Regions from separate parts of the Mus musculus genome. Here region 1 is linked to region 2. The links are chromatin loops, found by intact Hi-C in ENCODE. Cell type or tissue: heart. All regions are shown on one strand. Each heading gives the region's core, and the rest is flanking DNA. Links, peaks and the distances in the headings are about the cores only.

The links. Hi-C counts contacts between places; a loop is a spot of excess contacts. Peaks named below come from ENCODE experiments on the same cell type or tissue, not always from the same donor. Only the 100,000 strongest peaks of a DNase experiment are listed, where the experiment ranks them.
Region 1: it touches region 2 in a loop (2.4-fold over the local background); 2 of 42 quality-filtered maps call a loop at or near these places.

The regions. Positions count from the first base shown.
Region 1 is chr13:35,770,877-35,773,789 of GRCm38, forward strand. All of the region lies in intron 3 of Cdyl (chromodomain protein, Y chromosome-like), which reads left to right. Among named protein-coding and RNA genes, the nearest start is that of Cdyl, 110 kb to the left of the region's middle. In heart, for the core only: a CTCF peak has its summit at 1,191 (motif pointing left); no DNase peak of the experiment used is centred there; H3K27ac peaks cover 562 bases.
Region 2 is chr13:35,323,909-35,326,821 of GRCm38, forward strand. No RefSeq gene overlaps it. Among named protein-coding and RNA genes, the nearest start is that of Gm22674, 32 kb to the left of the region's middle. In heart, for the core only: no CTCF peak of the experiment used is centred there; no DNase peak of the experiment used is centred there.

The sequences.
Region 1 (2,913 bases), core at 145-2,644, 450 kb after region 2:
ACCTTGCTGTTTTTCTTTTTTTGAAATTTGTGCATGTGCCAGAGACTCAGCCCTTTCAAGTTCTTAGGAGGGTTGCTGGGTTTTTATCGTAGCAGACGGTGGCGTTACACGGAGGCCAAGGACTGCGCCCCTATACTTACAAGCTGGTCAGTCCCTGCTGTGGTGGTCTTGCGCTTAGCCAGTCCACTCCCCTGGGCTTCATGTCCCTGAAGGCTGGACTGGGGCTGAGGATCTGACATAGACTTCCGCTTTGCCTGCTGTGAGTTCTACACACAACACACTGGAAGCTCTGCTGCCCTAGCCATGCTTGCTTGGGAAAGCAGATTTGTGGATTTGGCTCCGTGTTGGGCTTACATTTCCTGGGCCCAGCTTCCTTCTCGCCATGCTGCCTGTGGTCTACCTGGTGCACATGAAGCTGAGCTGCAGCAGTTTGTGCTTGTTCCTTATTACGCCTGTGTCCTGCACACAGTACCCTGCTTTTCTAGTTCACCTCCAACTCTTGAGTTCTGGTATGTGAGACCAGTTACCCCAGTGGTTCTCAGCCTGTGTGTCACAACCCCCTAGGGTTGTCACATGACCCTTTCACAGAGTCGCCAAAGACCATCAGAAAGCACAGATATTTACATTATGATTCACAACAGTAGCAAAATTATAGTTATGAAGTAGCAACAAAAATAATTTTATGGTTTGAGGTCACTGCAACATGGGCAACAACGGTTACGGTTGAGAAGCACCAACAGCAAAGACCAGCTCTTAACTGCCTGCCACAGGTTCACAGCCACGACTGTGGGGATAGGGTAGAACCTTAACCAGAAAATACAGACTCACCATTCTTACCTATTACCTATTACCTATTACCTGTGTAGTCTTTAGATTTTTCTTTTTAGTTCAGTTTTCACACAAGATATCTGCGGTGTCAGAGTAGCCTCTTCAGTACTCTGCTGTGAGAAAAAGTGTATTGTTCAGTTTCCCTGTAAATAGCAGGCTAGTTTGTTTCATGAACATGGCTTCCTGCTGAGCTGCCATTGCCTTTGTGGTCATTATTCTGTTCACATCTGAATCGAGATGATTTTGTATTAAACCCAACTGTTGGTCCCTTTCTTCTCAAACACATTTGAAGTTGTCTTGCGTTTCTCCAGTGGAGGGGCGGTCATCGAGGGTTTCTGGAACCGCAGCTCTAGAGCGCCCTCTCCTGTCCTCAGCAGCCACTTGAAAAGGTGCCCTGGTGTTGTGGAGCCCAGGGTCTGTCTGTCATTCTCCCCCTCCCCTTTGTTTAGAAGGGTCCTTCCATTTCCCTGCACCTGTTCTTTCTGCCCTGGTGGTTTGCTGTCCGCAGCAGTGTTTCAGTAGTGGTGAATTCTCCAGGGGCCCATAAGCCTTAGGCCACCGCAGCCAGTCTGCCTGCAAGAGTCCCTTGTACAGTCCCTTTTACAGTCTCACCTACAGGTGGGTGTCAGTACGCAGACAGCCCTAGAGGTGCTGTGCTGATGCTGGCTCCGTCCACTGTGCTGATGCTGGGGTACTTTGTCCCCTCTTCAGCCTGCACGGGTCCAATGCAGTGTGCCTTAGCTTTTGCTAGACTTTCCCTGCCCCTGGAGCACTCGGTAGCTTGTAGCTGTGGGTTACTACGTTGGGCCTGCATCTGAGGAGTACTTCTGTTAGGGAAAGCAGGGAGATAAAAGTTGCCTTCGCGCTCACCCATCCTCTGCCTCCTGGAGGTGGACAGGCTGGATCCTGCTTTGAAGGTTGGAATGATCTGCCATATAACGAAGACTGAGAAGTAGGTCTGTTTCATGTCCATTCCCTATTTGCCCTTTGACCTGGGGCCTTTCCTACCTGAAGGGACTTTGATCTGACCTCCCATCTCAACACCCAGTCCTGTGTCCCAGCTCTACATCACAGGCACTAGTGGCTTTTGGGGGGAATGCTTCCTTGATTTTTCAAAACCTTTCCATAAGTATTCCTGAAAATACCCCTCCTTGCCAGCTGAGAATGATGGCTTGTTTTGCAGTATTTGAAAAGCTTGCTTGCTTGCTTGCTTTCTTTCTTTCTTTTTTCTTCCTTCCTTTCTTCCTTCCTTCCCTCCTTCTCCTTCTCCTCCTTCTCCTTCTCTTCTTTTTTGTTTTGTGTTTTTTTTGAGGGTGTATGTATCCTGGCTGTCTAGGAATTCACAATGAACCAGGCTGGCCTTAAACATCCACCTGCCTATGCCTCCTGAGTGCTGGGATTAAAGGTGCGCCTCTGTCACCGCCACCACCACCCAGCTTAAGAGGCTAGCTGGCTCCCTCCCTCCCTCCCTCCCTTCCTCTCTCCCTCCCTACCTCCCTCCCTCCCTCCCTCCCTCCCTCCTCAAATCTTTATTTATTTTATGTATGTGAATATACTGTCATTCTGTTGAGACACACCAGAAGAGGGCATCAGATCCCATTACAAATGGTTGTGAGCCACCATGTGGTTGCTGGGAACTGAACTCCAGACCCCTGGAAGAGCAATCAGTGCTCTCAACCACTGAGCCATCTCTCCAGCCCTTAAGAGGCTTTCTTGTTTGTTTGTTTAAAAAGGGTCTCACTATGTAACTTTAGTTGGCCCGGAACGTGCTATAATCAAACTATAAACCAGACTGGCCACAAACTCAGAGAGATCTACCTGCCTCTGCTTCCTGAGTGCTGGAATTAAAGGCATGAACCACCACACCTGACTTTAGAAGGCATTTTATTCAACTGTGGGTGTATTTATTGTTCTAGGAAGGATGTCTGATTTACCATGTTGGAGAAAGTGAAAACTTTAGAAAGTTGTTTCTCCCATCTCCACCCCATGACTTACTTCTCTCAAGGTTCGGTTACTCCCTCTACTGTTTTAAACATTGGATTTTGAAGTGCTGTTGTGCTCTGTGTATATCCTTAAGCTTGCTAC
Region 2 (2,913 bases), core at 113-2,612:
GTCTCTGTTCCCTTCTGTTAGATCCCTTCCCCCTACCTGATTTGGTCTCAGTGGGAGAGGATGTGTGTAGTCCTACTGGGACTAAATGTCTCAGTGTGGAGTGGTACCCAAGGGCATCTCCCCATGAGCAGAAGGGGAGGTGGCAATTCGAGGAGGGTTTGGTCAGGGTGGGACTGAGGAGAGGAGGGGAGGGGGCTGTGATGAGGATGTAAAGTGAACTTAAAAAATTAAAATTTAAAAAGAAACATACTTATAGACACAGTAAAAGAAGCACACTTCTCTATATAAGAAACCCACAGTAAACATCATTCTAAAACTTAGAATAGGGCAAAGATTGAAGCAATTCCTCCTGAGTCAGGAAGGAGACAGGGATTTCCCCAAATATTGTGCTAGGGTATTAGCTAGAACAATATGTCATGAGAAGGAAAATAAAGGGATACATATAAGAGAAACTCTCCCAAATTACAGATTGTGGGGAGCGGGTGTGGCGGCAGTCCCAAAGGCGCCAGGGACTGCAGCTAAGTCATATGACTTGCACCTGACTTCCTCATATAAGACACAAACATCTTGAGTGCTGCGCAGGTGTACCAGGATACAGGTGAATCCAATTTGGTGGAGATTTGCCCCTGATGCCCTGATTAGCTGAAGCTGCGTGCCTGGTGAAGTGGTGTGGCCTGCTGTGCGTGGATGGGAACTGAGAGTATAAAAGAGTGAGAGGCCCGGGTTAGAGGAGGATTATTATTCGAGAGAGGATTACTATTAGTGGGGGAGATATAAAAACAAGGGAGATATAAACAGGGGAGATATAAAAACAAGGGAGATATAAACAGGGGAGATATAAAAACAAGGGAGATATAAAAACAAGGGAGATATAGAGAAAGAAGAAACAGGACTGAATAAACGTGTGCAGAAGGATCCTGCTGTGGCGTCGTTCTTGCTGGCGAGTTGGGGGCGCGCTCGACAACAGATGAGATGAGAGATTGCAAAAATTCTACTGAAACACTTCTAGAAATGATAGCTTCAGAAACATGCCAGGATACAGAAACCATCTGCACAAATCAAAAGATTTCCTACACAGCAACAGCAAACATACAGAGAAGGAGATAATGGACAGAATTCTATTCATAACAGAGTAAAAAAGAAAAAAAGAAATCAAACTCATTGAGGAAGTAAAGGACCTCTCCAATAAAAATGTTAAACCTCTGAATAAAGAGATAGAGAAACACCTTAGAAAATGGAAAGAGACCCCATGCTTGCACATTGGTGGAGTAAACATTGTGAAAGTTACCATTTTACCAAAATCTACTTACAGATTCACTACAATGTCAACCAAAATTCCCATTTCATTCTTCACAGAAATAGAAAATGTTATCCTAAAATTCATATGAAACCACAAAAGACCCTAATATCCTTATAGTCCTAAAACAAAACAAAAACAAAAGCAAAAAGAACGATGTTGGAGGGTTTATAATTAAAGAGCCACAGTGATAAAAATTAATATGGTGTGGCACAAAACAGAGGCACGAAGACCAATTATTAAGACCCAAACATGAGCATAAGTAACTTTACTCCTCAATTTTTGACAAAGATGCCAAAACCAGTAGCGGGAGAAAAGAAAGTTTCTTCAACAAATGGTGCTGGGGAAACTGGATGTCCACGTGAAAGAAGAATGAAATTAGACCTGTATCTATAACCTTGCCCAAAATCTAACTTCAAAGGCTTGAACGTGGAACCTGAAGCTGCTGGAAGAAAACATAGGCAGTGTCATGCATGATATAGGTGTAAGAAAGGACTTCCTCAATGGAACTCAGTTTGCCCAAGAGTTAAAGCCAACAACACACAAGTGGGAATTCATGAAACTGAGAAGCCTCTGCACAGCTAAAGAGACTGCCAGGCAATGGTGGTGCACACCTTTAATCCCAGCACTCAGGAGGCAAAGGCAAGTGGATCTGGGTTCAAGGCTAGCCTGGTCTACCGAGTTAGTTCAAGGACAGCCAGACTTACTCTGAGGGGGAAAAAAAGAGAGGTGGGGGGAGACAAAGAGACAGTGACGGGGAGACAAAGAGACAGAGAGAAACAGAGACAGAGAATCAACCAAGTAAAGGGGAAGCCCACAATGCAAGAGAATCTTTGCCAGAGGATTAATATCCAGAATTTACAAGGCACTCAAAACAAACAAAAAACAATATACAACTCATTCAAAAACTGGGCCTGAAACCAGAATAGAACATTCTTGAATAGAAATGGCTAAGAAATATCTCAAAAAAATCATCAAATCAATAACTTTTGAAGTGCGGGTGGGCCAGGTAGCACTGTCAATTATTGCTTTCTCATTAGATGCCCCTTGGGCTCTCTATGTGACTGATCATGTAGGTATGTACATTGTCATATATTACTTAATGCTCCTGTAATAGAACCTTCAACAGATGTCTACAGAAAGTGCCCATGGAGAGAAGATCATCTTAATAATTCAGGTAAAAAGCAAAGGCAAGCCCCTGATGGATCATCACAAGTCCTGGCATGAGCGTTTCAAAACCCTCCTCTCAACGCCAGACAGGGATGATACAACCAGATCTGATAAGAGCTTGGCCAAAAGTATTCATAATTACCAAAAGACCCTTCAGCAAGAGGCTTTATCTCCACCATCACTAACAATGATCTACTTGCAAGTATACTGTGGATAAAATATTAGGTAATCAGAGCTCTGCTCTTATGTTTGACTGGGGAGGGATTCAGTTTCAAAAATCTTAATCACTGGGACTTAAAATGGATTATCTCGCTCCCATCGAGAAGGCAGGCAGTCCCTAGAAATAATGCTCTTGAGATTTATCAAGAACTCAAACCTCTTCCATCTTCTAACTCGACTTTTTACCAGGTAGCTTTGTCCCCAGTGTTGCAAGACAGCTGCTCTTG